Regions from separate parts of the Mus musculus genome. Here region 2 is linked to region 1. The links are chromatin loops, found by intact Hi-C in ENCODE. Cell type or tissue: heart. All regions are shown on one strand. Each heading gives the region's core, and the rest is flanking DNA. Links, peaks and the distances in the headings are about the cores only. Region 1 holds the start of Plag1 (pleiomorphic adenoma gene 1). Region 2 holds the start of Mos (Moloney sarcoma oncogene).

The links. A loop is a pair of places that touch in the nucleus more often than their neighbours do. Peaks named below come from ENCODE experiments on the same cell type or tissue, not always from the same donor. Only the 100,000 strongest peaks of a DNase experiment are listed, where the experiment ranks them.
Region 2: a loop joins it to region 1, with 6 times the contacts of the local background. A loop is called at or near these places in 8 of 42 quality-filtered maps.

Annotation. Positions count from the first base shown.
Region 1 is chr4:3,934,422-3,950,819 of GRCm38, forward strand. It overlaps Plag1 (pleiomorphic adenoma gene 1), which reads right to left and starts at 3,984. Exons shown (of 6, transcript NM_019969.3): 1 at 3,793-3,984. Chchd7 (coiled-coil-helix-coiled-coil-helix domain containing 7) reads left to right here and starts at 4,467. Exons shown (of 5, transcript NM_181391.4): 1 at 4,467-4,710; 2 at 4,958-5,105; 3 at 6,825-6,890; 4 at 8,300-8,398; 5 at 8,967-9,105. The coding sequence starts at 6,837. The coding sequence ends at 9,071. In heart, for the core only: no CTCF peak of the experiment used is centred there; DNase peaks (open chromatin) are centred at 3,130 and 4,310; H3K4me3 peaks cover 4,492 bases; H3K27ac peaks cover 3,462 bases.
Region 2 is chr4:3,868,178-3,884,575 of GRCm38, forward strand. Mos (Moloney sarcoma oncogene) reads right to left here and starts at 3,928. Exons shown (of 1, transcript NM_020021.3): 1 at 2,481-3,928. The coding sequence starts at 3,637. The coding sequence ends at 2,606. In heart, for the core only: no CTCF peak of the experiment used is centred there; a DNase peak (open chromatin) is centred at 7,094; H3K4me3 peaks cover 2,208 bases; H3K27ac peaks cover 2,038 bases; H3K27me3 peaks cover 447 bases.

The DNA of each region.
Region 1 (16,398 bases), core at 670-8,669:
ATAATAGCAACCAGGATTATTATAATAATGAAGGAAAAATTCTCATTTTTGAATTGATACTAAAGCAAAAAAAATTCTTAAAATTTCAAATTATAGTGATAAAGGAAAATTCAACTACTTTAACTAGAAAATGTCTGCTTATTGAACTATTTTGATTATCATAAATAAATACACAGATAAGGGGTTTTATCAGTATTATCCCACACTCACTATATCATCCACCACTGCAGGAAATAATCATTTCAGAATTTTCAGTAGTGCCACTGGGCATCTAAGTCTCAGAGAAGAATTCTCCTCTGTGGGGTTTCTCTAACTGTAAGTGAGGTCGTATGGAGCATGGGCTGCTGTCCTTAGACTATCTCTCTGTATTGGTATAATTTAATAGGACTTCCAGCAAAGGAAGTTCAACAGGCAGGGTTTCTAAGCATCAAAAAGCCTTAGTACAATCAACTCAACTCAGCTCTTGTGCTACTCCCTATCTAAGCAAGACTCTAAGAGTTACAGGTTTTCATCTGGACATTATGAGTGTATTTTTTTTAACTTCAAAAAGAGCTGGTTTTACTAAACCCCAACAAAGTGTATATTACTCTATATGAGAAAGAATAACCTCTATTTTAATAGGTGAACTTGTGTTGAGGTTGACAACAAAGAATGAGATCCTATTTTTAAGTGCCCAAACACCTTCAGTAGCTCAATGAGCTAACAGAACCAAAAGCAAAACTTGCCTTGACTTTTACTGACACTGAATTTATTGGTAATTGTATTTGGTTTGTCAAAGTGGCAACCGCTCAGTATCCGAAAGTCTCATGCATTTTAAGCACAAAGTATAATCCTGACTACTTATAGTCAGAGTAACTATCTTGAGCCAGCAACATAATGAACATGCAAAATAAACTTCAGAGGGTTTTTTTTTTTTTTTTTTGTAAGTAGTGATGGAATTCTGAAATCTTTGGACACAAGATTATGGTGGGGAGGGGTCATCTTCTTCATTGAGACTTTAATCTCTTTCCAAGCATCAGGATTTCACAGGGATTTGTGCCCCTGTGCTTTCCTTAGTGACTTCTTAGAAAGCTGTAGTTGTTCCCAAAGTGGGAAACCACAAGATGATGTGCTCACAGGTCACTGATACTGTTTTCATGTAGGTATGGACAGAAAGTGCTGAGAAAAGTCAGTTAGAAACAGGAACTAACACACAATGGATTGTCACAAAATAATTTTTATGCAGTATGGCAAAAGAGAACACTACCTAAGAAGTCTAAAAACTCAGTTCTTACTTTGGTCCATTTCTATAAATTGTAAAAACAAAGCAAAATAGAGATTTATTTCCCAAACTCTATATGGCTGTGGAAACTGAATATAAGTAGTTTCCATCCCAGATTAGTTGTAATCTTAAATACTGTACAGTTAACAATGTACACATTTTACCTTTTGAAAATACTGCGGACATCTAAGACACAAGAGCAGACACAAGAGCAGATAGGAGCTAACGATTAGCAAACATTTCCTGGTAAACACAAATCATTTCAGCGGAAAAGATACAAATCCATAGGTTTCAGGATATCCAAGCATTTTCATTTTCAAAGTGCAAAGTTATAACATATGCATAGGATGGACTATATATAATTTTGAAATATATATATAAACTTTTCCATGGTCTTCATGAGAGCCACTCCCGCCTCCCCAGAAATGTCTACTGTTTACAATGTTAAGGAGTCTCCACCACTTTGCCTGTAAGTTTCAACCAGAAGTCCTCAGTGTACCTGAAGCCAAACTGAGCATTAGGTATTTTACAAAATGGCTGTAAACCCCCATTATGGGCATACATGGCTCTTTGATCTCACTGCACAGAATTCATAAGTGTTCAATAATGCTATACCATTACACCACACACCTTCAACTTTTTCCATTTTTCCACAATTCTTTCCAAAATCAGCTTCCAGAGCAAAGCAATGTAACATGAAAAGTTTCTGGGAGGGCTTGTTACATAAAAGAACAGCGTGGATGAAAACTAAGCCACACACACATCCATCTTCTGCTGGGCTTGTTTATCCCTCCTCTCCCTCCATCACTCCTAAACGGGGGGTGCACTTGAGTAATGGAAAGAGAAGGCTCTTCCATCACCACACACTTCCAGCACCTCTGACTTTGGTCCTCTGTAAGTCTGCATAGGTGATGAAAACCCTAAGAAAAGAGAAGCTGTCCCTTTAAAATGCCCTGCTCTGTCCCAGATCCCACGTGGAACCAACATCAGCAGCACTTTCCCACTAACATCAATGTGATGCAAGAGGCACCATCCTTTTATATACATAAAACCAGAAAACTTCAGTCCAACATTCCTTAGTGAGGGCGAACAGGTGAAGCAAACGAGCCAGGAAGGGAGAAACCAAACAACTCCCCACCCCTCCCCAGAAGGTTCGCCAGTCTTGCCCTCCAGTCTCTCTGGGCAACAGCACCTTTCCACCCCTCCTCTGGAGAGCCCAGCTTAAAGAAAGGAGGGAGCCACTAACAAAACCCGAGGCATAAATGCGACGAAAATGCAATCTAAAGCCGGAAAGGTTTATTCTTCCAATCACACATATTAACTCTATTAAGAAAATGGCATCACTTTTTTTCCTACCCCAAAAAGCAACCTCCTCACAGATCATTAAAAGGGAGTTATAAAATAGCAAATATAGTGTTTATCTTATCTCAGATCAGTCCACATTACCAATAAGTTTAGTAGTTTCTGCACTACCACCTCCCCCTCCCTCCCCCTGCTTCTCTTGCATTGGATTTTCACGTTTTCTCATTGTCGGTGGAGTTATAAAAGGCTTTTGCCCTTCGAAAGTTTTAAAAAATAAATAAATATTAACTCCTTGGTCCCTGCAAAGTCCAAATGGACTTCAGGGGAAAGGCGGTTCACACTTTTACCTTTGGCGAGAAAGGGGGGCGCATCCCGGATTTTTAGGGATTTTTTGCGATTTTTTAACAATTTTTATTTGGTTATATGCCTGAGTTCTCCCTCCATTTTGGTTGTTTATGATACTGACAACAAGCTGTCCCTGCTCCGTCCCGATCTCCTGCTTTCATTTAGCACCCCCTCCCCCTACGCCCCCGTCGCCACCCGGCTGGGTCCGGCGCCCCGCGGACCCCGCACCCCGACTCGGCTCTCCCACCTGGGCAGGAGGGCAAAAACAAATGCATTTCTCCAGAAAAGAAAAACCTCTTCGGAAAAGGGGGCAAAGTTACCCCAAGTCACTCCCAGTACCCCCCAAATATTGCCGACCGCGGGTCTCCGCCAGGCCCTCTGGGAAGCGACCTTCCCCCGGGATGTTTTGGTGGAAAACGCGGAGAGTTTCCTCTCAAAACCGAATTTATATTAATTTTTCCCTTATTTTTCGGGTCTCTAATGTCTTCCGCTCTCTCTGCTGCCGCTGCCGCTGTCACAATATTCACAGCACCAGAGAGGAGGAGGAGGAGGAGGAGGAAAACTTTTCAAACTTTCCAGACCCTGAATAAAAGGGTTTTTTTTTTCCCACCGACCTCACCTTCGGGTCCCCAGTCGCGTCGCCCCCTGCCCTGTCAGCAGCGACCTCGGGAGTCCTTGCAGCCCCGCCGCACGATTTTATTTGATTTTTTATTATTATTTTTCTCTCTGGGGTCCTGAGCAGGGGCTGGGAGTAGCACAAACTTTTCCTCCTCCTGCCGCCGCCGCGGCTCCTCTGCCCCCTCGGCTAGTCCCATAATTTAAATAACCCTGATATTCCTCCCGCTAAACGCCTCCCCGCCGCCCCGGACCCCCGGAGAACTCACCGCGGAGCTTTAACATCCTCCCTCCGGCCCGTCCGCCGCCTTTACACCGCCCGCGGAATTTCTAATAATTTTTTTCTCATATTTCGGGCTGGACGCGGCGGGCCTGGAAATTGTTTCCTTACGCCTCTTTCCAGCAGCCATTGTAGTGTATGCGCTGCCCCTGCAGCTCAACTTGCAGCTGCCGCCGCCGCCGCCGCCGCCGCCGCAGCCGCCGACGTCGCGCCCACCGCCGCCTCCTACCCCCCCCCACCCCCCCCCCCGCCCGCTCGGCCGCCGCCCCCGCCCCCGCCCCGCGCCCGCCCGCCGGCCCGCCCTGGCCCCCGCCCGCCGAGGTGCCCGCCCTCCTCACGCTCCGCCCAGGGCCTGGCCAGTCCGAGCGGCCGCCGCCGGGTCCAGATGAGCTCATTGGTTGACGTGGCTGCCCATCAGGCCGAAGTGGTAAGAGCGATGCTGAAGGGCGGGGGGCGCGGTGGGGCGGGGAGAAGGCGGGGTCTCACGCCGTCCCACCCGCTCCTCCTGCTTGAGCCCTCCTCCCGCTGCCCGGGGGCGGAGCGAACTGAGCCCGCCCCAACCTCACAGAGTTCCGCGCGCCTGTCAATCTGGCAGCGGCGTGCGTGGATTGGACAAGCTGGAACGGGGGGCGCGGGGGCAGCACGTTGGGGTGCGCGCTACTTAAGGTCCTGCTGCGTGAGCCACTGACGTGTTTGGAACTGCAGCCGGCCCGGGTGCTGGCTGAGTGGTGGCCTGTGGTGAGTGGTCTCCGGCCCCTCCCTCCCTGGACAGCAGGCCCGGGACAGCACTGCGCCGAGGGCAGACCCTAGTTCGTGGCGCCAAACCCTCCGCGGCGCGGCATGCTCCTGCCGCTACTCACGCCACGCGATTCGTCCGGCCGGGGCAGCGGAAGGTGACCCCATGCAGGTCTGGGCACCCCGGATTGTGTCACTCCCCTCCTTGCCCTCCCCAGGTCCCCGCTCTACGCCGCCCCCTTCCTTCCCAGCCCCTTTTGTGGTGTTTACCTGTGCCCGCCCTCCACCGTCCGATTCTGCGGCGCGGCACCTCGGAAGGCGGTGCGGTCCGGGAGTTACATTCTTGGAGATTCGTCTCCGACCTCTCAGATCCCTGTGATGTGTACTTTGACATTTTGTCCCTGGTACTCTGTACCCAGGTTTATGGTGTGCTGTATTTCTGTTTCCGGATTTAACACTCACAGACCAGACTCTGAGAAGCCTGGGGGGCCTGGACTTGTTCAGTAACGTGCCCTTCCCCCACTGCGGATCAAAGCTGCGAAGAGTGGGAAATCAGGAACTTTTTTGGTAAGCAGTTTGCCCTTTAGAGTAGATTTTAGCACTATTTCTCAGATGTGCTGTAGGTTTGCAGTCTTCCCTCAGGCTGGTTTTCTTTCTGAATGTCATCTTGGAAGTAGTACAGTGTTGTAACAGTTGTTCACTCCTGCACCTTCAAAAAGTAAACAGATAAGGCCTCTTTAGCAGGGCACTCCATCTTGTCCTTCAGCCACACTCCTCCATGTAAATTGACATTTCCTCTTCCTTTTCTGTTAACACAGGAATTCATACGAAGGAGGTGACATTAGGAAAACCATGTTTATAGTGCATTTAGTATCCAGAATAAAAAGCAGTAAAACGGGAATAGCCTGAAGCAGCAAATTTGATGCCTGTTTTGTGTGGATACTTTTTAAAAGAATTTCTGGCTGATGATAATGAAACAACAGAATCTCATGATCAGGACGCAGTGTGAATTGTGTTCGTATCAGATTGTCGAGATTATTATATGCATGAACGATCAAGCGGAGCTCTGTGGGAGACATGAAGAGAAGACTGTAGATTTTCTTAGTTCTGGTATTCTCTCAGGAAGAGGCAGTCTTGTAAACTATCTTCCGAAGAGGAAAGGCTTCTAGAGATAGTTGGACTTTGTACTGAGTGCCCTTCCTGTCAAGACGCTTCTACTGGCTGGGTATTTTCAATGAAGTTCATGGCATAAATGATTATTTGGTGATTACTGAAAGTTAAAGGACTCAGAGTAATCAGATTCTATCTCCGGGAAAAGTTGGGCTCCTTTAGCTTAGACATCCCGATCTTTACCAGAATGGAAGAAGTTGGACTGGATGGCCATTGATTCAGAATATGTTCACTTCTTAAGAGTTTATGGGCTTGAATTACTTTTCTGGAATATACATTATTTTGTTTAACATTGTTTTTGGTGACATTTCATACAAAACGTTGGACTTCTCTGAAAAGGCCCATGCATGTTTGTTTTGTTCTGTTTTTTAATTCAGTAGAGTTGTGTACTTCATACTGCCTTATTTCTCTGGCATCTGCTTTGATTTTTCGGTAGAAAAGTGATTAAACTAGAGTAGCATTTGGGTGTGTAAGCCAGATCAGCCCCTTAAGCTAAGTAGAGGACGTTTTTTCAAAGATGGTGGGTGGCTCATCAATACCTTATCGATATATTGAGATAAATGAAGCCCTTTCTCAAATAATTGTGACTTGTGTTTTTTTTTTTTTTTTTTTTTTTTTTAACCTCTTCCCCTGCAAGAGAATTGTACAGTTTCATTTGAACTGGGATTTGAAGAGCAGTTGTACTTGACCATGACTGATTGGCTGACTTCATAAAGTGTATGACTTGACTTCCAATAGCTAATTGGCTCTTAGGGTAATGTGATGTCTTTAATGGATAAAACCTTTGCAAAGCTGTATTTTTAAGACTCAAATTGGAAAATTACTGAGCCACAGTAGCATTCTCTGACCTCCTTCAACCCATGGAAAGTATTAATCTACATAGAAGGTAGAAAGGGAATTGAAAAATTCATTCATTGTTTTTTTAACTATGGCTTTTTAGAATGTTAAGTAAGCAGTAACTTGACTTTTGTTTGTGTGTGTTTCATTGTTTCCTATAGAGTACCTTCTACTTTGAAAATTAAATTTTGTGGGTAAATTAAATTAAAAGTACTTGTGGGGCTGATGACATTTTCTGGTCATTTCCTTCTGACCTGTTTTTCTGTCGCCTGCCTTCAGTAAGAAGACAAGATGCCCATGGTCACTCGGCGGCTGAGAGATCCTGACATAAACCCTTGCTTGTCGGTAGGGTGCTTTGCTTTTCATTGTCATGAGGGTTAACTTGGAAAAACCAATATTAATTTTGTGGGTATCTGTCCTAAGCAGTTATTGAATAAAATATTTTTCTGTGAAAAAGATATTCCTGGCCAGTGTATTTTATTTCACTATAACACTTAAAAATGACCAAAATGTGCCTAACAAAGACTCTGTTCTTCAATTCTGCTTAACTGTGGAATAAACAGGGTTTGGTTGTCACTGTAAAACTTGTATATGTAGCACTAAGGAAAGTCCTTAGTCTACACATGGGACAGTACAGCAAATTTACAACCAATGGTTTTCATCACAGCAATTATTTAATCTGCCTTTGAGACAGCCTGGCTTGAGTCATGGGTTCACAGTAGGATTAGCTTATGTTAAGCTCAATGGTTTTCACAAAGGTATCTTATAGACAGCATTGTGTTGCAAAAATAAGTTTTTGTTGACATTAATTGGATATAGCTTGCAACACTTTGTTGTGGCTTTGCCATTCCTGAGAAATACAATGTAAATACTATATTGTTGCTATGAGGAATATTAATCCACCATCCTTTATGGGGTTTTCAAAAATACACATTACACAGTATACATCCATTGGTTTATATCATCTGTTTCCAGCATTAAGTATTGTTTAGGCAAGATAGTTTTTTTAGGCCTGTGAAGCAGATTCCCTGCGTATTTGAAACTTTATTTTAGATAACTTCTCATAGTCCTACCTTTCACTTTGAAGCTTGTTGTACAATCTGCTTCTAGTTCAGGCAGCTTAAGTTTAATTACCAGTAGTACCTACTTCATTTTAAACTCATGGCCTTGTGCTGCTTTCTTTTTGAAGTCACATTAATGATAACTATTAAAGCTGCCTGTGTAATAGTATGCTTGCATAACGGAGTGAATGAATGATAGCCAAAAGTGCACCAAGATGGGTGCTGTTAATTTAGGTTGCCTTGATGTAGATCATTTACTTGTGTAATTTACTTGGAACCTCAAACCAAGCGTTAAGATCAAAACATCTAGTCAAACTGAGATCTAGGGAAAGCCAGGAGAGCTGCACTGAGCTGTGGGAGGCTGGTTTCTGCTGCTTGCAGTGTAGCCATGCTCAGAGCTCCTGATACCTTACTTCAGCTCCTGGAACAAATGACCATGATCAGGGCTTTGACTCAAACTCATGTGATCAGATGCTTAGAAAACTGGCCCAGACTGGGCAAAAAAGATGTCTTTTTTAAGTTGAGTGATTTCTGGAGTAGTTGGCTATTATTTTTATAAGTCTTCCCACCACCATGCACAAAAATAAGCCATTTGATATCTTTTCAGGGGAAAACAGCTTCAGAAGTCTTTGTGTTTGGGTCTTTAATAGATCACATTCTACATTTTAAATGATGATCTCTTACATATTTAAGGAATCTGATGCTTCTACCAGATGCATGGATGAAAATAACTATGACAGGGAAAGGTGTTCCAGTTACTTCTTGAAGTACAAAAACTGCCGGCGATTCTGGGTAAGCCCAACTTCTCAAGCTTCTTAGGCTTGTGGCCGTAGCTGAGAATAACCAGTAATCCACAGTTTCCCAGTGATGGCTGTAGGTACACTTACTCTTTGACCTTATCTTCTGAGTGGGATTTTAGTTCTGTGGCATCCTTGAGCGCTTGTTTCATTCTTTTCCAAGGTTTAAGACTCAACCTTTAATATCAATAAGTCTTCCTAGGTGAGTATCTTTAGTCATAAAATAGCCCTGAGCACTGGATCCAGGTCCTTCCTTTTCTGATAGACTCAGTTTCACTTCATAATTATGCACAGCTTTTGTAAGTGGACTGTATATACTCCTGTATATATACTAAATGTCATATCCCTAACCCAACTCCTGCTAACAATGCTTTCTGGGTGCATAATCTCTTCAGTGTAAATGTTAATAGATTGAAACATCTGGAGTTTTAGAAGTAGGTTTTGGAGTTTTAAAACTTAGATTTTAGTATTTTCTTTTTGAAGAAACAACTGAAAATTACTGTCAGATTATTACCATTTAATATGTAACTGATTTTGGTGTTTTCTTTCATGCCTATGTATAGAATTCTGTCATGATCCAAAGAAGACAAAATGGAGTTCAGCCATCTATGCCTACAGCAGCAGAAAGAGACGAAATTTTGGGAGCAATGCAAAAGATGCCCTACTGAGTATTTGCATTAAAATTGTTTCTATAACTTGAAACATGTTTTGGGGTTTTTTTTTGTTTTTGTTTTTTTTTTTAATCAATGATTGCTGAAATCTTAAGTCTTTATTGGTTCCATCCCAGGCAACTTTGAGTTGTACGTGGTGAGACAATTCAGCTAGCCTTAAGGCTTTGGTGTTTGCTTTCAGTGCTGTGACAAAAATGTTATTGCCACACTGTCACTCATAGAAGGACAGGACTATTAGGAAGGTCTGTTGTAGAATTTGGGCTCTTTTAGGCCTGGAAAGAGATTTAGCATGAGAACAGGCTCCTGTGGCTGTTAGAAAAGTGGTCGTCCTCAGGAAAGGAAATGATTGCAAGCAACACAGTGATGGAGGAAATAGTGCTGTGTTTAAACTGAGTAATGAGGTGGAGAGGTGATTGGCAGGTAGGTAGATTCATGGTGGGCCATAGGCCTGGGGATCATTCTGGAAGTCCTTGCCCTGCTACATCCACCATCTTTAAGGTTAGTCCATTGACTAGGAGGTAAATGGGCACAGGAAGACTACCGAGTGAATAGAGTACACAAGAGCCTTACTTCTTTAGGGACAGGCTTGATTCCAGGATTCTGGCTAAAACTCCATGAATTTTTGGATCACCTAAGGCCATAGCAGCAGTTCATGGACCACAGTAATAGGCAGAAATAAATAATGAAAAAGAAAGAAACGATTCCTAGAAGTAGGATTTCTAGTTTCAGAACGAGAGCACAGGAGGCATGGAGTTTATTGGATGAATCAGTGTGGGTGAGATTAGAGTTTACCTTTCCCTAATGATAACACAGGAACTCTCCTTATTCCCACTGCTTTTTCATAGATTCTTGTGTACTTAATAACATTCTATTCTAGGAAGTCAGCAAATTATTGTGTCCCTTTGCATCATTTGGGCTTGAATCAGGACATCTTTTTAATGGGTGTTAACAATCAACTGTCTAGTCTGAAACCTAGCCTCAGAGGTTTTAAAACCAGATGAATCTTTATATTATTTTATTTTTCATGGCCTGGAACTTAGTGGTCCTCACAACTCAGCCTCCTGAACAATGGGATATCATGTGGCTTGACCTTGATTGTTGGATATGGTCCTGAGTAAAAAATGGATTGAGAATATTTTTTTTTGTTCAGAACTTGTGGGAGTGGCCAAGTTTTGTTTAATTGAGGCCCACGCCCGGAAAGGAAGCCCATACCCTACAATGCCTGGATGACCAAGAACCAGAGACTGGATAGCTCAGAGACCTAGAATTGGTGCCTTGTCCAGTTGCCATCAGAGAGGCTTCCTGGGATGAAAGCAGATGGGAGCAGGTGCAGAGACCCACAGCCCCACGTGTGGAGAGAGTCTAAATTGACTTCTTCATTGGGTTCCTTCCGTTGGAGATGGGGGATATGGGAAACCAGACTTTACATGTTTATTAGGTCTCAAAACACGGGTGCCTACTTAACATATCAAAGCAGACCTGGCTGCCAGTTTCTCCCAGCATCCCTCAGTCCTTACCCTGCCCACTACCTCAAATTTCTCCAGCCTTGATCTGGGCTTTCTTTACCCCAGCACCCTAACCTACATAATGCAACCATTTTGGTTGCCCTACCCCCTTGGTCTGGCTCCTCCCCCACCCCCACTCTTCTCACACGGCCTGGCTCAGTCTAGTCATGCTCACTCTGTACTCTCCCAGATGCCTTTGCTATGGCTATTTGGTTATGCTCTCCCTTTTACCTACAATGAACTTTTTCCTGCGCTGTACCTACAAGCCCTCTTGTCTTTCCTTTTTCTTTCTTTCTTTTTTTTAATTTAATACTAGTGTAATCATTTTGTAGCTATTTGTTGATATAACCCTTTAAAGTTTTTCATTTATTTATGTTTATAATTTCTGCCTTATAAGTACTTTTATTACCTCTTAACCACCAGTGCTCTCATCTGAGTATTTCTCCTTGGTACCAAGCTGAGTTATACTGTAGCTGTTAACTTTTAAGTCGCTGATGGGCTTTTCAGTCTGAGCACCAGTCAGAATGCCAGTTTCCACATCTTTAGCACCTTTGACCTTGATGGTAGCCATCCTAATGGCTGTGAGTGGTTTGCATTTCTCTGGTGGTAAACATTTCTTACATGCCTTCTCATACAGAAACTGACTTTGGAGGAGCTCCGGTACGACCACGAGACTGTCTGGGGCCTGATGCGAGTCTCGGTGGAGGGTCCTGATGCAGACAAACTGCAAGGCTCTGGGGCCTTTAGTTGTGCTTGAGGATGATGAGCTCTGGCTGGAAGAGATACGTGCCCCATGTAGTCCAGGAGTTCACCAGCCTGTGAGGTCAAGTGATGACAGACACATCTTGATGAGCTTCACCTCATCTGGAAAGGAGTTCTTTAGGCCTGCACAGAGATGGAAGGCTGCAAGCAGAACCAACACAAGATCAGAAAGGATCTGGTCCAGCTGTTCAGTTTTCCAGATCCTCGATGGTTCTTATGGCCTCCACGGTTTTATCTTATTTTGACTTGGGAGAGGGAGTCACTCGCTCTCTCTCTCTTTCTCTCTCTCTCTCTCTCTCTCTCTCTCTCTCATCTCATGAAGCTAGGTTGGCCTTGAACTGATGATCTTGAGCTTCTCATTCTCTTGCCTCTACTTCCCAATGGTATTACAGCCCTGAGCCATGACCATGACAGCTGCGATTGCAGCTTCCTGAGCATGCCCCTCTGGCATCACCACTCAATCAACTCATAGATGTTGTCCACACTTTATTGATCCACATTGTCCAGGGAAAAGTGGTAGGAGGCTTTTAGGTACAAATTGACCAGAGAGCTCTACGTTGGTGATATAATTTTGACAAATTATGGCTGATTAGTCATATGGACCTAACTGCCAAACAAAATGGCAAAAAACCAAAACGCAACCCAACCCAGCAACAACAAACCTGGAAATCAAAGCTACTAAGAAAAGGTCCCAGACATTATTGCTGGAAGGGAGATTAGAAGTCAGAATAAGGAGTCAAAGTTTGTCTCAGAGAAGCTGGGTGTAGTGGCGCACGCCTTTGATTCCAGCACTCCAGGAGGCAGAGGCAGGCGGATTTCTGAGTTCAAGGCCAGCCTGGTCTACAAAGTGAGTTCCAGGACAGCCAGGGCTACACAGAGAAACCCTGTCTCGAAAAACCAAAAAAAAAAAAGTTTGTCTCAGAGAAATGTTATCAAGGCAAGATACAGTTCCATGAGACCCCAGGACACTCTTGTCTGAGTGCTTTACATACGTTAGATGTAAGATACTAGATAAAAGGGTTTGAATAGTTTCCTCATCTGTGGATTGATTTCCACTTAAGGTATCTTTATGAATCATATTTTTTTCAGTTTTATTTTTTGTGACTGTAAGTTAAGCAACATTATGTTAGAATATTAATCTATGCAGTGCCTTTCCCCCTCTTTTGGTACCTAATCTAAGAGAGCATTGCCAAATGTAAGGTCATGAAGGCTTACATGTAATATACACCTATTTTCTTCTGAGAGGTCTATGGTCATAGCATTAAAGCATCTTTCTGCTTTGAGTTACTTTTGATGTAAAGTCTCAGGTGAATGTCTACTTTCATCTTTTACCCGTGGCTATCTGGTTTTCTCAACAGGTATTAAAAAAGACTATTCTTTGTCTCATTGAATTAGCATCTTAGTTGCAAATCATTGATTATACATGGTAAGTAGTTATAGTCTGCAATCTATTCTGGGGAAACCGTATACATCTATCCTTGGGCTAACACATTTATCTTGATTATTTTAGTTTTGTATCAGTGTCACTATTCTGTGATGACCTATGTCTGTTAAGTGTATTTTCTATGAAGCACTCTGATGACAAACTTACATGGGAGTTGTGAATATGTGTGTACACTTGTGTCTGTATGTGGAGGCCAGAGGTCTATGATGGTATCTCATTTAGGCTAAGCTGGCTGCACAGTGGGCTCTAGGAATCGCAGTCTCTGTCTGTAGTGCTGGTGTTATAAGTATGTGCCGCCGCAGCCTGCTGTGGTGGTTAGAGGGAGAAATGTACCACGAAAGGCTCATGTATATGCACCCTTGGTCCCTGAGTGAGGGGACTGTCTGGGAGGTTATGGAACCTTTAAGTGGCGGAGGCTTGATGAGGAAGTACATCATTGGGGAAGGGCTTTGAGGATATATAACTTCACCCCACTTCCAGTTTGTTTGCTTGTTTGTTTGTTTGTTTCATTTTGAATAAGTGATCTCTCAGTTTCTTGTTCCAACTGCCTGCAGCCATGTCTTCCCTCATCATTGTGCACTCTCCTGGAACCATAAGCTCAAATCAACTTTTCCATACATCACTTAAGGTCATGGTATTTCATGACAGCAACAGCAAAGCAAGAGATACACCTGATTTTCTTAAACAGGGGTACTGGATGCCTGAGCTTGCATAAGAAGTATTTTACCAATTCAAACATCTCCTTAGACCCCTTACTTGTATGTTTGGAGCACCAAACCCTGAAATTGTGTGTTTGTGTGTGTGTGTGTGTGTGTGTGTGTGTGTGTGTGTGTGTGTGTGTGTGTATTTGAACCTAGTGGTTACACCCAGACAAAACAGTTCAATTCAACATTTGTTTTCAGTAATTCCCTACTTCTTTGCTGTTTTATAAATAAACTGACAATTTCAGTAGAGTTGTTCAAGTTCATATTGCACTGCTTATTTATTAATCTTCCTCTGAGACAGGTTGTGATAGTTCCAGCTGGCTTTGAACTATTCTCCTACCTCAGCATCTTCAGTGCTGGGATTACAGACATGTTCCACCATATCAAGCTTCCCAGAACCAACTGAGTATCGTAGACTTTCTAAGATATTTTGTCACCACTGTTTGTAATAGTTTTATTTTATTTTAACTGGGAAATATTTTTTGGAAGTTAATTTTGTAATTGTATATATGTATAAAACACTTAGTGTACATTCAACCCAGTTTAGTGGTGAGTTCTTTAGCCTTTGCTTTTTTAACTGGGAAATATTTTATGTATTTATTATATTATTGCTCCCCCCACCTCTTTCCTATTTGCCCTTCTTTTCTCTATTTTTGGTAGTATGCTAACTTTGTATTATTTTCTTTTAAATCTCATGTTTCCATTCTTAAAATACTTTGTCTTAATCCTTTGAGGATTCCATACCCTGTATTTTGAACACATTCTCTCTGCCCTTAACTGCTTCTCTTACCACCCTTTCAGCCCTCCCATCTCTTCTTACGCAACTCTGAGATCTATTGAACTCTTTCCCAGTAGTCTAGTTTTTGTTGCAGTCTTGGCCTGTTCTGGAAGGTGATCAGTCCTCTAGGTAACATTTAAAGAAGTGAGCCATCATTGCCAATCTGCTTCTCAGTTAGTGATGGGATTATATACCCACCTTTCCCTTTAATACTGGGTCTTTATCTGGCTGAGCTTTTGCAGGCCTTGTGCATGTGGTCCCAATTGCTGTGAGTTCATACCTGTGTCTGCCATTTGTGTCTGGAAGACATGTTTCCTTGTCACTATCTATTATCTCTAATTCTTAGTCTTTTTGTCTTCTCTTCTAGAAAGATCCCTGAACCTAGGGATGAGGTATTCATGTCTACTTGGGGGCTGACCACTCAACTATTATTGACCAGGTTAGGGATTCTGTGTTAATTGACATCTATTGCAAAGGAAGCTGTGCTCGATAATGGTTAAGAGATGATCTGACTGTGGGGGATAGCAATAGGGAGACATTAGGAGTTGTTTTAGTATGTCCATTTTCATTCCCCCTTTATTTAACTCTGCATTTTAAGCTTTCTTGTTACTAGGGATTTTCACCATTGCTTTTCTTTTTTCTTTTCTAATTTCTTAGTCTTTTCTGTTCTCCTATCCTTTTATTTTTCCTTTCTCTTACTCAGCCTTACTTCCTCTGATTTATTCCCTTCTTTTTACTTCATTTTATTAATTTATTAGTTCTACATTAATTCTATATAACTTTAAAATTATTTTGCATTAGTTTTACCATTTCTAGTTTCATGATCATTGTTTATATATTGGAGGGTTTTAATTGATTAAGTGTTTCTATATCTTGCAAAATTTCATCTTGCAGCTATTACAGCTTTTTTTCTTCTTTGTAAGTGGGACTAAGAACTAACCTCTCAGGAGATTGACCTGCTCAATTAGAAGATCCATATCAAAGCCAACAGACCAGTGAATCGTCGAACAAATCAGGAAGGAAAATGTAAAATTTCTAGACAAATGATGATCAAAACAAAACGTACCAGAAACTTTGTGCCACACCTAAACTAGTTAGGAGAGGAAAGTTCACAACTCTGAGTCTTACATTAAAAAAAAATAATAAAGTCATCTCATGAAAGTCTTAGAAAAACACGAATGATCCAAACCAAAAGCATTTGGCAAAAAGAAACAACAAAGGTCAGGGCAGAGATTAATGACAGACTGAAAGAACAATATATAAACTCAAACAGTTGGTTTTTTGGAAAGACAACCAAGATTGACAAGCCTCTACTAAATTTGAGAGAAGACCTCAGTTAGTAAAACAAGAGATGATATATATCAGAGTCCAATAGATTCTGGAGAACTACTAGGAATCCTTTGACAACTTTTTTTAATTAGCTGAAAAGTCTAGAAGAAATGAATATATTCATAAACACATATGAACTATCAAACTTAGAAAGATATAAACAGTTTAAATAGACCCATAGCAAGCACTTAGGGTAAAGCAGTGTTTTAAAAAGCATCACAAAAAGTCCCAGGACTGACAAATGTATCAAGTTGTACCAAACTTCTCAGGAAGAAGCTGATGCCATCACCCCTCATGCTGTTTCACAAACATGGGGAAGGAGTTGTCACCACTGCTGAACTTGCCACTGTTACATTTCTCCAAGATCCTGCTTTGTGAGGAATGGGGCTGGTTCAGTTGATAATTTAAATGTCATAATGTTAGACTTCAGGAAATTTTTATATGTTATCAACTATTCAAAAGCAATATGTATGCATATGTATGTGTAAGCGTGTGTGTGCGTGTGTGATTTTATCACATCCCTATTCATTTGCTATAGCAGCAGCATATTACAGGTTCTCAGTGGAGCAGGAAGGATGATGTTCTATGTCTGTCTTATATAAGAATTCTTTTGAGAAACTACCATGTTTGCAAAATCCTGGAAGCCATAAATGTTTAATATTTTTCTAGTATATGACAAATGACCAAATGTTTGTGTTTGGGGTTGGCTATAGTTTTTAGAATTGAGAAATGTACATATTCAAACAATGTCAAAGGACTGACAACTCAATGCAATAGATCTTTCTAGAAATAGCTAATGTCA
Region 2 (16,398 bases), core at 2,954-10,953, 64 kb before region 1:
CACTCTAGGAGAACATTCTACCTGGGTTATTCTTGGGGAGTGAAGTATAGGTGTATGGCAATTTACAGTGGGTTAGGTTCAATAAGGCTATCATAAATTGAAAATATCACTGAAAATTTTCCTGATATACTGACCATCAGCTTCACATAGCCTACTTTATATGGGTTCAGAATACTAACTTGGACTATAGTTGGGTAAAATCATCTATCCTAACAAAATCAATTTAATGATAAAGTATTGACTATCTTTCATATTTATTGAATATAATGTTTCTCAGTGTTCTTGGGTGGGGGGACTAGATCCAGGACCCTCACAAGTTCTTTACCCTCATAAAATGGTACTATATTTACATATAACCCATACATCCTGTTTTCCTTAATTATCTGCCCATTGATTACAATGCCCAGTTTAATGGATGTGCTGTGTGAATATTAGTTATAGTATACTGTTTTGAGAATAATGATACATTTGTACAAATTAGTACAGTTTATCCTGAATATTTGTTTTGTGATCAGATCTTAGTCTGCTGCATCTATAAGCAGAGAACCATGCAGGCACAGTGACTGTGTAGCATGACTGTGACTGGAAGCTGACAGCTGACCCTTACTGATGCTTCCTAACAATGGGCTTAGGGGTCTAGATAGTTAAGACTACCTACTGATAGTTCAGGAAAAGACAAGTGTAGTTTCTGCTTAATGGCTCAGTCCCTACATTGCCAAGGCCCAAACGAGATACAATAGCCAGCCACCTATTTCTTGGCCAGTAGCTACCTAGATAGTAACATTCTTTCAATACTACCTGGTCCTGGATGGCTCCCTTTTGCTTCCTCCAGGAACACTTCTAGACCAGAATATCACTCTGTAGATCCCTCTGAACCACGTAGACAGGAATAGTAGAAGCCCAGAGCCTTGAGCTTCCACTGTGCCTGTTCTCTACACATAGGTACTAGCTCTCGGCCCCACTCTTGCCTCCCGCCCATCCTGGAAGAGAGTTCCCTTTCCTCTAAGGCTCCAGTCTTTCCATAGCTCCATCTTTCATCTGTTTGGTTTTGAAAAGCTCACCAGTTATCTTTGTCTCCTCAGCTTTTGTCTACAAATAAATTTACTTCTTCATCCTAAAAGCAAACCAAACAACCACACACATTCAATGTCTCTTGCCTCCTCCAGGATTCTGCTCCTTTCTGCAATACACATAGCCTCTAGCGCAAGCATGTGCCACCAACTGTCCTAGCCATTGCACTTGCCTGGCCTCTCTACACGTGGACACCGATGTACTCTTCTCACTCAGAGAAAGCCACAGTTGTCCCAGTGACAAGTTCCACAGCACCCAGTGTTGTGACTTCTAGAAAAAGCAATCCCATCTCACTGGTCTTTTCTTTCCAACTCAGCCCTCCCTCTTCATTGGGTTGCTATTTGCCCCCACCACACAACTTTATTTTTGCCATCTGCTTTTGGGCTCAAATCTGAAGCAAAAGAAACCCAGTGTAGAAGTGTTTTTGCAACTTTCCTGCTCATGACAACGTTCAAATGTAAGCTATTACAAGTCATTTAGAATTTTGTTGCTTGAAAACAATTCAATTTGTAAAATTTATGTGGAAGTGATTACAAATGGCCTTTCTTTATGGACTGGAAAGGAAAGCAACCCTTTTCATTTTTGTTTGTTCTGCTTTTTCTAGACAAGGATTCTCTGTGTAGCCCTGGCTATACAGTAGTAGCCTGTAGTCTTGGAACTCATTTGTAGACCAGGTTGGCCTTAAATTCAGAGATCAGAGATCCAACTGCCTCTGCCTCCTATGTGCTGGGATTAAAGGTATGCTCCATCACTGCTGGTTAACAACTGTTCCTTTAAAAAGCATTGGTTTTGTTGTTTTGTTTCAGGGAAACTGCAGCTTGAGTTTAGGTATGTGTTAGGGGAGATTTGAAACATGAAAATTTACAGGGGGAAATGTGGCATTCTATAGTACCATTCGTTTTTGGAAAAATGTTCTTTACCAGTAACTAAGTTTTCAACCCCAGGACAAATGGCTGAAGTGCCTATTTAACACAACAAAGTGGACCTGGTGCCAGGTTCTCCCTGCATCCCTCAATCCCTATCAGTACAGGGTGGTCCTGGCTGGCATGCCCTTCTTCCCCAGCTGTCCTTCCCTGTATAATCCATTTAGTTACTTCTCCTCTTTTGGGCTGCTACACCTGATTCTCCTCTCTTCCTTCTCCCTTCCCCTCCTACCTCTTCTCACATGGCTCAGAGTCAGGTCCATGTCCTATGTCTCCCTTTTATTCACGATAAACTTTGTTCTTCATACCTAGGAGCAGGGATGTCCTCTCCTCCCACCATCACCCCCATTCTTTTTTTCATCCAGGAACAAACCTTACTACAGAAATGATACAGTAGGGCCAGGAACCCCAAAACGGCTTAGTTTACCAGCAGCGATGCCCATGAGATCTGTGGCCCCGTTATGCTTAGGAAAAGCACTTCAGGCTGAAGTTCGTGGTAACTTTATTTCCTAAAAATATGCCCTAGTGGTATGTTTTCTTCCACACCATCCTTACTTCTTTAAAAAAATAAACAGAGACAAAAAGCTTATCTCTACATCGGCTCGATGGAGTCAGCCTAGTGCCCCTCGGAAAGCCTTGAGGTCCCTTTGGAGCAGTTCTGCACCCGGCCTCTGCAGGGCGCGGGCCTCCCAGCAGCTCTGGATGATGTTCTGCAGTGTCTTTCCAGTCAGGGAGGCGGTGAACACCGCCCCTGCCAGTGAGGGGCGCAGATTGTAGGCAACCACTGCATACTGCACGTACTGAGGTTCGCCGGAGTAAGGCACCTCCCTGGTGGTCATCTGCCACAGGGTGATTCCAAAAGAGTAGATGTCAGCTTTGGGCGTGGCAATCTCTCCTTTCAGGATCTCCGGAGCTTGGTGCGTGTACGTGCCCCCTATGTGGTGAGGGGACGCCTGCCGGCACCGCAGATCCTGCAGCTTCTGGGAGCAGCCGAAGTCACTGATCTTACAAACGTCTTGCTCACTGATCAAAATGTTCGCTGGCTTCAGGTCCAAGTGCAAAATGCTTTGTGAGTGGAGAAAAAGCAGGCCGTTAACAACATCTAGGGAATACTTGAGGCACTTCCCCAAACTCAGTTGTTCTCTGCAGCTGAGAGGCTCCGGTGAGCGGGTGGCACCGTAGATGACTTGGTGTAGAGTCACGTTGCCCCCAAACTCCATGATTATGGTACCTAGGCTGTTGGAGTCTTCGGGCGTGCGCGTGCTGGCAGCCACAACCCGAACTATGTTGTCGTGGCGTAGTCTTGCAATGTTCAGTTCAGCCCAGAAACTCCGCTGGGATGCACGTAGGTCCTTGGTGCACTTGTTTACTTGCTTGATGGCCACAGGAACACCGTGGTAAGTGGCTTTATACACCGAGCCAAACCCTCCAGAGCCCAGCCTATGCATCAGACATACCTGTTCCCAGTCTATGGAGAACCAGGCCAGCCGGCGTGGCAGTCCGGGAGCCCGAGGAGGAGTGGTCCCCAGGAAGAGCTTCCCTGCCTTCCTCGGGGCCACCAAAGGAATGCTGCAGGACCGCGAGTCCACCGATGGCGACAGCTCACGAGGGAGGTAGCGACACAGGCTTAGAGGCGAAGGCATTACACCCTCAGATGGGACAGTCACATGAGACACTAGGGAGAAATGAGTAGGAACAGCCAGGGAAGTTTGGGAGCATGGCTGAAGATTGCTGCCTTCATCCCAGTTCCTTTCCCTTCTTCCTTGATTCTCAAAACCAGCCACATCTGTGCTATCACTACTCCACAAGGTGTTTCTTTTTTAAAAAATAAGTCAGGTGGGGTTGGGGGTGCAGATGAAGCCTGGCAGTCTCAGATGAAACGATTGCTCACAGCTAAAGTGAATCCTTAGCAACTTCTTCCCCCGTTAAACAGTACTGGCCTGCCCAAAAGTTCACGTCACCTTCCAACTAATTCTTCAATCACAATACAATGGAAGAAAAAAAAAATCAAGTACATTCTGATGATCATTAATCAGTCCTTCGACTGAAGAGAAAAAAAAAGTACAGTGAACTTGGTGCACACTTTTCAGGCTATAATGATTGTTAGTGCTAGTCTCCAGCTGCATTAAATCACTCCCAGCAGCTATTGGCTGCAAGAGTTGCAATACAAACAGCAGACATTTGTTGAACTACTTGCCAGGGTTATTAGATGCAACCTTTGTAAGAATTAACATCTGTAACTTTAATGTCTTTGATCCAAATACAATCACTTATAGAAGTCAGATCACATACCTTTTACGTTCATCAGAAGGGAGCATTCTGACACTGTATTTGATTTAAACAGCAAGTTAAGACTCTGTAACATAACAACACAGTGACCTCCCAATATCCCTTTCCAAGGCAAGTTAAGCCACCCCATGAGTGTGAGTTTGCTTCAAGACAGATTCTAGACTTCACAGAAAGCAAGTTCCTGGAATTTAATGCAGAGTTGGAGGAAGGAAGAAAGGAACAAAGGTGATTGTGATGACCACGGCTGTAAATATCAGCAAGCGTGGGAAAACAGAGGAAAAGTCAGGAGAAATAGACATGGCTCAGAATCACTGGTACCCATCTATAATATGGAAAAGCAGATGCTGAACACAAATTCAGGGTCTGGCCATCAAACCACACATTCCTCCTTTTTTGTTTTATAAAAATGCGCTCAGTTTTATGCTATATCTCTGGGAGAATGGGGAAGAGCCTTGCTCTGTTTATTCAAAAACGTTTCTCAAAGTGGCTAGGAGTTATTCCTCTTAGCTGCTTGGTAAGGTGTTTTATGCATACAGGTGATAAGTGATCACTTTTCATGTGACAGCTGTGTCCCTTTGACTTCAGAATCACAGGTTTTGAGAAGACAATAAAGGAGAGACATATAAACAACTCAAAGTTCACCAAACTCCAGGTTTCTACTTGATGGTATGATATGATTTAGTCTGCCATCTTGTACATAGTATATAATTGTTAGCACCTCAATGCTTTATGTAAGAAATTAGAATAATTAAAGTAAACATTTTTCGGGAATAAAAGTTGAGTAGCTTTGAACATATTAAGAGAACAAAATATTAAAAATGTAAGCCATGGAATATTTTAATAGAAGCCCCATTCTGTGCACGCATATCAAACCCAAATAAAAAAGGAAAATAGTAAGCAGGACAAAATTTAAAAGCACTGAAATTATACTGCAAATTTGCTCAGCAATCACAAAGATAAGATTATAGTTCAGGACTGTGAATTGTGGACTTCAGGAGCATAAGAGTAATAGGTTGCCTTAAACCTCTGGGTATCACACAAAATACATTACAATGTGATTTATTACTTTGTAATTTTTAATTTTAAGACAACCTCATAAATAATTCACTTCTAAAGTTGTCTAGTATTTATCCAAAATGCAAAGTATTGGTGAAAGTATGAGTCACTGTGTATGCACAAATCTGAGCTCATTCCACTCACCAGCCATCTACTCAAGGCTTTTAATGGTGTACCCACTGCTTTCTATGTGTTTCCTTTTGTGGGTATTTAAAACTGCAGACGGTTTACACCCTGGTAACCCCATCATAGGCTGTAAGCACTGATGAGTGGAAATGCATATGTTAAATGCTTTACCTAGCAAATGTCAGAGATGGTTATTAACCCGAATGACAGTGCTACAGAGGGGCAATCTGAGCAGAGAGGTCTGTTGAGTGCATAAGGATGCCATATCATTATAAAGTTAAAACATTGGAGTTTGGAGTCTTACTATGGAAACTGCCCTTACTCTGAAAAGATCTACCATTATATTAACTTTCTTTCCTTTATCACCTAAGTTCTTATTATGATTTTAATTAACTTTGTTTAATGCTGACTTTGTGTCCACACGTATACAACATTTCAGTATTTTTAACCTATGATGGGGTTAATCAGGGTGTAACCCATTTGTAGTTTCAAATACCTGTAAAAGAAAATAAGTACGGAATAATGGACATGCAATTAAAGCCCTTGGGTCTATGGATACATGGTGGATCTCAAGCAATGGGCTTGTGATTTGTGCATGCAATACGAATCATACTTTCACAAATACCTTACATTTTGGATAAATACTAAACTGTGATTAGAAATGAAAATTTTATCTCAGAAATGGATAAAAGCCTGGTTTTAGAGATAAAGTACAAAGGCTCTGGGTTAGATGGCTGGTGTTTCTTACTGTACCACCACCTGAGTTTCCATCCCTGGAAAAGACAGTAAAAGCACACCCAACCTTACGTTGTGAGAAAGACTCAGAGATTTCAAATTCTCCTTTGCTCCGGATTTATAGTAGATGGAACTTAGCTACTACTTATTTATGAAACTCATAGAAATAAAACTCTGGTATTTGGGGGCTTATACCAGGTAAGAAACACAGACGTGTTAAATATCACTAGCTTAAAATAATCTACTGGGGCTAAATGAATTCATTTTATTGATAAGTTAAAAGTTTAAAGTGTGTTTTCCGGCACTTTCGTTTTGTTAAAGATATAAAAGCACGTCATATTATCCGTAAATGTCCAATCTACAGAATTTTAACTTTAATCTGATCAGATGCAATAAGGCTTTGTGATCTCCAAAGACAAAAGACAGCATTTGAAGGTAACAGGGCAGGTGCGATGTAGGAATTGGTCCTGGCCGCTCCTGGAAGTGTGAACATCTGTTCCTTCGGCTTGGAGATCTGCGGATATCAGCGAGTTTATCAGGTGTGACCACAGATACGGAATCTACAGCTCCTGGGACGCCGGTCGGTGTTGGAGTCCCTACGGGCTTTTCCTTCCTGCTCCGGGTTCCGGAAGTCGAGCGGCGGCGCCTTCGGACCCGCCCGGTGGCTGCTGCCCGGCCCGGGGGCCAGTGGCTAAGGCCCTGGGGTCCCCACAGGCCACCGAGGAGCTCCCCGCCCTTCCGTGCAGGCTACCGCGTCTCAGGGTCGTCGCGTAGCCGTTGAGAGACATTTTTTAAAAAGGCTTTGAAACTCCACAGGCGTCACGACGACGCTCAAGACCCGCGAGGGGTGGGGGTGGGGGAACCGGGCACCGCCACGTTCGCGCACGCGCAGTCCCGAACACAGGCTGCTCAGGGAGCTGGGCGGCCTCAGTGAGCTCAGGTTACATCCAGCCGGATTTCCGAATGGCAAAGTTGGAAGAAGTGGAGCATAGGAGCCCTTGGTGTCCTCCCCCTCTCCCCCGCCCTGCGCTCCCTTTACAAACTCTTATTAAGGTCGAAAACCTTTTGACGTTTAAAAAAGCCCAAACGCTAAAACATAGAAAAAATACAGGTCTTACTAAAAGTTCCAAGGCAGAGATTCGAGTCAAACTGGAAAACACACAACGATTTCTCAATCTACTTAAGGCAAACATTATGCTATTAATATTCTTCTGAAATTTGAATTTTATGCCTAGTGGATAGAACACTGACTTATTTCCATATCTGTGAAGTGCGCATAGAATTATTTCCATTTCCCTGCGCTCAACTTCGAATTTCAGAGACTGATTTACATTTTGTAGGACTGAAGCAAGTCTGAGGGTGAAACTTGCACAAGACTTGGTTCTGTCCCTCTTAAAGGGAGGACCTCTTCCACCTGGGCTGATCACTTGCATTTTTTATTTTAACTCTGAAGATACACATTATCTTGAAATATCTTTTCACCTGATAAGATTTCAACACATTTACTGATTTTGTAACACAACTTGTAATATAGACTATCGAGTTTAATGATACCTTGCAATTTTTTCTCATCTTCTTGGCCATAAGCTATTCACGGATATTTGAAAACTCACCTGACTTTAATTTGGTGATTCTTAATTTCTTCATCACAGCTTAAGGGATCATTTTCTTTGAGCCAGGAAACACTATGTATTTAATACTTATAAAGTCAATTTCTCATTGGTGGTAAGTGAATCAAAATAATAACACATTGATGAAAGGATTCAAAACTGATACAGGTTATTCACTTTATCATGTTTATTCATTTTTTGCATTGTGTCAATATGGACATATGATTCTTTTCATGCATTCAATGTGATTAAATGAACTACAGTAATAATTTTCTTTTATTGCTCAAACTTACCCACTTTGGCAATGAGTGGATCTTGCTCTGTTTGTTTGGTACTGTCTGTCCCATTGACTGGAATTATAACTGTGGGTTGGACCAGGTTCACAGTGCCTTGTAGAATCCATTTCTCAAGTGTACCCTAGCAAAATGAAGCTGGAAATCATGACTGCAGAGGTAACATTACAGGTACGTCCATTTACTTCCTTCTCTTCCTCTCTCACTTTAAGAAACAAAAGTTGGAAAAACATAGTCTTTTTTTAAAGGCAAATATTCCTATTGATTATTTGAATTTAGGTTTAGTAGTATATTTCAAAATTAAATATGTTAGCTATTATTTTTTTCTTCTCATATTTTTAGTCATAGCATCCTGAGTCCAAGAAGATGTAACATAATTGCCGGCTTTTTATCTTAGAAGCTATAAATACAGTTCAAGGTTTCTTGCAGTTACTTTGTCTTTACACTGTAAGTCACAAAATATGTACAGTCAAATTGTTTTCTTACATAATAATTTACACATGACATATAGCATGCATAATTATGGTAAATTTTGGTGGTGTGTGATTGAGGAAAGCACAGAGTTTAACTATTCTCCCAGGTCCTGAATTCATTCTGTAATGCATAGTGGCCTCAAACTTGCAGCTATCCTTCATTAACCTCCTGGGTGCTAGACTTATGGACATGGGCCACACGTCTGGCTGCAAACCATCAAAAATCATTACCTTCTAAAAAAACTACCTGCCTTCTAGTTAACCAGCAACATCTCTGGTACTGTAGGAAACATTTTAGATTTGCTTTCTCTTTTTTTGAGTTTCCTTTATAACACATGCCAAGGTTTTCTCAATTTAATATCATCACACATCACCAAACGTTACCATGCAGAAAACAAAATGATTCTCTAAACTAATTTTATTATAACCCAATGTCAGTCCCCTCCCCACCACACCCACCCTCCTCAAGTTTTTCATTTCTTCTTCTCTCTCCTTGCACATTCTTTTATACATGAAACATTTCACTCAGTGATTCTTCTTCCTCTCTTTTGTCACAAAGATTCAAGCCATTCTCTTTTGTTTTCTGATTTTTGGCAATATAGACTTATTTGAGATGACATTTCATGTTTATCTGTTCTATGCACTTACTAGACAAAAGAGACAATTCTAGTTATTGGTAGTATTTGCCTTCTTAATACCTTGAGGACTTTAGGGCTAATAATTTGGGTTTAATGTGTATGAGATTACGAGGAATATCACAGTGATGTTTGCAGCATCCATGCCAGGCATCTTGGCAAGCCAAGCATTGGGAAATGTGTTAGAACTCCACACAAAGTGAGTTTAGGAGGTTTGGGGAGTGGTGAAGGAAGAAGATGGTTCTCCTTATCAGGTCTTGGCTCTTAGATAGGAGAGACAGCTCAGCTTGCTGCTAAGCCTGAGTTTTATCTCCAGGACTCATATGGTGAGGGCAAGAGCATACCCCTACAAGTTGTTTTGTGAACTCCACATGTGTGGCACATGTGTGCCCTCAACACATAATAATATAAGTAGATGTAAATTCTTTTAATAAAGACTTACTTATTTTATGTGTATGAATTGTTTTGTTTGCATATATGTCTGGGCACCACATGTGTGTAGTGCCTCACGAAGCTGTAAGAGGGTATTGGGAGTTACGGAGCATTGTTACACATCATGTGGTTCCTGAGAACCAAAGCTGGATTCTCTACATGTACAAGTGCTTTAACTGCTGAGCTATCAGTCTGGTCCCACTCTTCTGTCCCTCTTTTCCCCCCTCCCTAGCCTACCCCTCTCAGTCTCTGTGTGTGTGCAAGTGTGTGCATCCAAGTGCACAATATTACGTGGAGGTCAGAAGACAGCTTTTGGGAGTAAGTTTTCTCTTTCTACAATGTGGCTCCTGGGGACTGAACTCAGGTCATCAGACTTGTTAACATGAACCTTTACCCACTGAACTATCTTGCCAGCATCTAACTAACTTTTTTTTTTTTTTTTTTTTGAGTATCGTTGGTCAAGAAATGGAGAAGAAGCTTTATGGAAGGGTTATCCTTAATGCTTATTTTAACATCTTTAATAATTTTGGCCACTCTCTGGGCAATTTGATCTAGAGCCACATCTTTCCATACATATCATCAATTAGTTTATTTGACATGGTGATTTTTCTTTAGCTGTTTTAGGACCTCATTGTTATAGAATTTAAAAAGTGAGAAATTAAAACTTGGGGCACCCTGGTGTACCCAGAAAAGATTCTGATGATTACTTCCTGCTATAAACAAGCACAAATGGAAGAACGCTGAAAACTCCCCACTGTTGTGTGGCTGGGGTATTTTTTTGTTAGTCGTTTTATTGGAGTTTTAGAACTAGTTGAAGTGAGGGTATGAAACCAGAGTAACAGAAAAAAAATCTTAATTTATGAACTATAGCTGAGGCAAGAGGATTACTCAGCATACACACACACACACACACACACACACACATACACACACACACACATAAAATCTATCTATCTATCTATCTATCTATCTATCTATCTATCTATCTATATCTCAAACCAAGACAAAAGGCAGATGTGGGGAGACTCAACTCAAAGGAAAACAGGTTGACAAAAATCAACAGGCTTAGCTGCAGCCTTTTTTTGGATGAATTCCAACTTTTCATTGCTCCACATTTTGTGCAAATAATGATCATGGTTTCCAGCTTTAAGACTCAGATATAGTTACGCACTACATTATGTTGTTCTGGCCAGTGCGAGATGATGTATGTGATGGTGGGCCCAGAGGATTATAATGGTACTGAAAATTCAGTGACATCTTAGCACAGCACAGCACACAGGTTAGTGGTGATGCTAATGGAAAGCAGCCTACTGCCTTCTTAACCACATCAGATGAATGCAATACAGTTAAGTGCACATGCAATTCTTGTTCATATGTATTTGCTATACTATTCTTATTAGTTTGCAGTAATGCCTGTGTTTAAAAGAAGTTTCCTGTAAAATCAATTGGAATTTAGCAAAGAACTAATTCACTATATCTTCAATGCATCAAGAGCCCCTGTTGATCATTGGCCCACCCCATTCAAGGTTGTGTAAGTACATTCTAATGATGTAATCCCCTATCCAGACACTCCTCAGACTATATCTCTGTCCCAAATCAGTATGTGATTCTACTACTAATCTATATATAAAAAGAGAAAATATAGAGGTTCATCTACCACTCAACTACCCAGTATGCTAAGGATCTTTAAGGTTTATTTGAGTTTTTAAAATGTATTTGTGGTACAAATATAATGAAGAAATATAAATAACTTGATTGAATATCTTTAGTGTTCCCTTATTTATTGGAAATCCAGAACATTTCTGATGATGACGTTTCTCTTTGTGAGACTACCATGAAACGGTGAAATCCCTAGTAAAGGGTCTGTGCATCATGGAGAAGCAGCAGAGGCTTAACATGTCTTCACAGTGGACCTCTAGGTCCAGCTAGGAAACCGTGAGGGTACGTTAAAGGTAGGCCCTAACCTCAAAGACTTTAATGGAAACTGGAGTCGGGTTCTAATCCATTAAGCCACAACAGATGGGACACCTAACAAGACAGCAGCAATGCACCTTGGGATTGCTGAGGAAGAGATCAAGCCAGGTAACAAAGCTTCTCTGGGCACACGGACATTGCCCACTTCTTTTCCTTCACAGTTTGAGTATAGTATTTCCTCCACCTTGCCTCCTTTGCTGGTAGTCTTTCTTCTGCTTAGTCAGGTCTGTACTGATTTTCACTGTGTTTTGCATTGGTTCACTGAGTTGTTTTTTTTTTATATCTAGCATTTCTATTTGGTTATTTTTCTATTTTTTGAAACCTCAAGTTCCTTGTTGAGTTTTTTTCCATGCTGGTGGTGACCTTTCCTTCCAAATGTCAACGGTCTCATTCATTTTTATGACTTTTTTTTTGTGTGATTCTGATCTCCATTCCAGGTTCCTGTCCTGACTTTCTTCAATGATGAACAGTGATATGGGAATGTGAGCCAAATAAACCCTTCCCTCCCCAAGTTGTTTTGGTCATGGTGTTTTGTCACAACTATGGAAGCCATAAGTAAGACAGATATATACATATGTTTTCCATATATTATTACAAAAAAGAAAGAGAAAGAAAAAAGTATAAACATAGACACAAAAATCCCTAACAGTACTATGAAATCAAATCTAGCAGTATATAAAAAAGGATAACACCTCAACAACAGCATTATCCTTGGAGTTCAGGGTTTTGTCAATCATTCAAAAATCAATGAATATAATTCGACATATTAGTAGAAGGCTAAATGAGAAGACACACACTCATATTAATGAGTGTATGGGGGCATTCAACAGCATGATAAAAACCATATAAAATACAAACAGATTATTTCCCTAACCTAATAAAGTATAGTTGATTTTAAAACCATGTAATAATACTCATGATATTTTCTTGTAAACCTGGAGAACAAGGCAGAAGTATCTTAAACGACCTATTTAGAGAGTAATCCTAAATTATTCACATTTAACATCACACTTAAAGTTATTTAGGCAATATGCAAGTAGAAGAATTTGGAGGCAGATAGACTAGAAAGTAAGAAATGACACCATCACCTCCAATCTAGATATACATTGAGAATTCCTGGAATTCCCAAGTATAACAGCTTGTTACTTAGCACAGATGAGGCCCCAGGTTTGCTCTGACAAACACACATAGCACAGAGAGTATAATCTGGTAGCTGGGAAAGTATCTCAGAGGTAGAGTACTTGCTTAGTAGACACAAAGCCCCTGGGTTCTAGCTCAATGTTGCAAGAACACAAGGTCACAATACCTAACATTAATATTCACGAGGCTCTTCTGCTCATTAACATAGGACTACAGGATAATCAGTACTGAAGACCTTTGAAAAAGCCACATGAAAACTCTTAGAAGTTTTCGAAAATATGCCCATATTCATATATAACAAAATTTTAAATAAAGTTATCCTGCATGGGACATAATGGCTCTCCTAGACTCTATAGCTACCATACAAAAACACAGAGATAGGTGTGGGTTACCTCTTTTCTAATTGTTGGTCAGTGGGGTCTCACAGACCTCCACAAACAGTACAGGTGATGGTCACTGCTCTTGGTTGTCCTCCAGGATCCTTGATGATAAAAACTTATTGCTGAAGCTGACATGTATTGAGACAAAGAACATGGAGAAAGTTAGCCGATAATGACCTGGAAGCTTCATCCCTAAATGGGTAGCTTTCATAGTGCTAGAAGGTGCTGTGCTGTGTATAGTACTGAGGTAGAGAAAGAATGAACAGTGCTAATCAGCTGCAAATCCTGTGAACTACAAAAAAGTGTATGCTAGTGCATGCCCATAATCCCAACACTCGGGAAAGGCGGACCTCACTGACTTTGAAGATTAGCTTGGTCTACATAATGACTTCCAAACTAGCTAGGTCGACATAGTGAAATCCCTCTTTTTTTGTTTGTTTGTTTTTTGTTTTGTTTTGTTTTTGTTTCTCTGTGTAGCCCTGGCTGTCCTGGAACTCACTTTGTAGACCAGGCTGGCCCCAAACTCAGAAATCTGCCTGCCTCTGCCTCCCAAGTGTTGGAATTAAAGGCATGCGCCACCACTGCCCAGCGTGAGATCCTTTTAAAAACAAACAAAAACATAAACAGATAAACAAAAAACCTAATCAACCAACCAACTAAGCATCAACCAAAAAGATCTAAAAGGTTCTTAACATGTACCATATGTCTTATAAACATGGCATAAAAATGGGTCCTAGAGGCTGGAGAGATGGCTCAGCAGTTAAAAGCACTGGCTGCTCTTACAAAGGATCCAGGTTCAATTCCCAGCACCCATATGGAAGCTAACAGCTGTCTGTAATTCCAGTACCAGGGATCCAACAGCTTCATCTGGTCTCTGAGAACATCAAGCATGCATAGGAAACATAGCCATATATGTAGGCAAAATAACAATACACATAAATAACTAATTTAAAGTGGATCATAAATCTACATTGAAAATATAATACTGCATAAATTCTACAGAAAACTTAAGGAAAAATCTCCATGACTTTACGTTTAGTGATGACTTTTTAGATTGAAATGGAAAAGTACAATTCAAGAAAGAAAGAAAAAAACCCATGTAAGTAGACTTGACAAAATGAGAACACAAGCCACAGACTGAGAAAATATGTGCAGATCACATATCTGATCATGCCTGCAATATTAAAGAATTCTTAATATTCAACAATAAAAATTAATCTAATAAAATATTTTTAAATAGGCAAGAAATCTGAAGAAACATTTTCCCTAATTTTTTTTACAGTTGATAAATAAATAACTGAGCCAGTCCTGGGTATCATTTGTAATTAGGAATACAAAGGAGAACTGGAGAGCTGGCTCAGCGGTTAAGAGCACTTGTTGCTCTTCCAGAGATCCTGAATTCAATTCCCAGCAACCACATGGTGGCTTAAAACCATCTGTAATGGGATCTGATACCCTCTTCTTATTTGTCTGAAGACAGCAACAGTGTATTCATATACATTATATATATATATATATATGTATATATATGTAGATACACATATATATATTAAAGAAATACAAGGAGAATCACAATGAGACTATAGTGGAAGTCTTTACATTCAACACTATCAGAAACCACAAAGATTCGAAGCAGCAAGAACTGTTACTGGGCAACACAAGGAAAAGCACTTTAGAAAGCAGATGTATGGAAATCTGTGATAAAATAATCACAAAAGAAAACACATCCTAAAACCTAATCTTGACACAGAATCTTTGCTACCTAGATGGATTACACAGAAGACAACAGAAACAAAACAATAAAAACTCTAGTTATGCATGTTGTTGGCCAAGCTAGACCAAAGTTACACTCATAAAATCAGAGAAACTTTCCTAAGACCTAAGGATTCAATAGCATTTCAGATGCAGGTAGTATAAACCATGGTAAATAAAACTCACTTTTCAAGTATCAGACAATCTCACGGGCAACTAAAATAGAAAATTTGGTCTTACCTACATAAAAAAATCAGATAGTTTGGAGGAAAATCAGCTGGTTGGTGAGCAAGAAAATCTCAGAAAGGGAAATTCTCAGACAAATTCTTTGCATATACTCTGACCAAATTTCTTGTGAATTCCTGATATGCTCCTGTGTTGGGCAGACTCCAAGCAGCCACAGGTAGGCTAAAAGAACTGTATGAGTAACAACCCATCACTCAAGGGTTCTGGCTAACGCAAACATGACCCTCAACACTTGTTAGAGCAGTGGTTCTCAACCTTCCTAATGCCAGGACTATTTATGGTAGTGATCCTCAACCATAAAATCATTTTGTTGCTACCTCATAAGTGTGACTTCACTACCGGGATGAGTTCTAGTGTAAATAACTGATGTGACCCTCTCGGGTCTCGACTTACAGGTTGAGAATCACTGCTTTAGAGAAAACAATCAAATCATGAAATTTAATTACTAGAAATACCAAGAAACAGGAACCCATGTGCCACAAATAAGATGGCTTGTGGAGGCTGACCCTGGGAAGGAACAGTCAGTAGAATTAGCAAAAGGTTTCTAAAAAACAGTGCACATGGAATGAGCAGCTGTAAATTTCAATAAAGAAAAAGAAATTATTAAAAGATATGAAGTGTTCTAGAACTTAAAATTATACTACTAGAGTGAAACATTTCACAGGCTGGGATGTCAGGTCAGGAAGAGAGCATGCCTACCATGGATGTGACTCTGGCTTCTGGTTCTCAGCACTGACTGCAACTATGTCAGCAAGCCAAACTACTACCATAAATATTCATTGAGAGTTAACAATGTGTTAAGTGGATGCATTGGAAGCATGGGCACTGTGTATGAGGCACAGGAGGTGAGAAGTGAAGTGTGGATGTGCTGTGGGCAGCATCTCCATCTGTGGCTCTTCACTTTTATCTACAAATAAAAGGAAAATTGGGCACGGTGGATGACAAGACCTGGGGATAGGGATCAGAAGTGATGGGTTGGATGAATACTGATGAGAGTCATCAAAATTCAAAAGGGTAAACAGGATGGCTGCCAAAGCTAAGGTGAAAAACACTTACTAAATCAGAGTCTAGGTGTAAGGGGGCTAGATGAGCCCAGTAAACATCAACGATGGTAAGCTACATGTGAGAAGCAAAACCAAAACCAACTTTCTCCCATCCCTTCCCTCCTCTCTCTCCCTTCCTTTTTCCCCACAGATCTCTTCCTCATCTTCCCCTCCTGTCTCCTCTTCTTCTTCTTTTTCCCTTTTGTTTCTTCTATTGAAA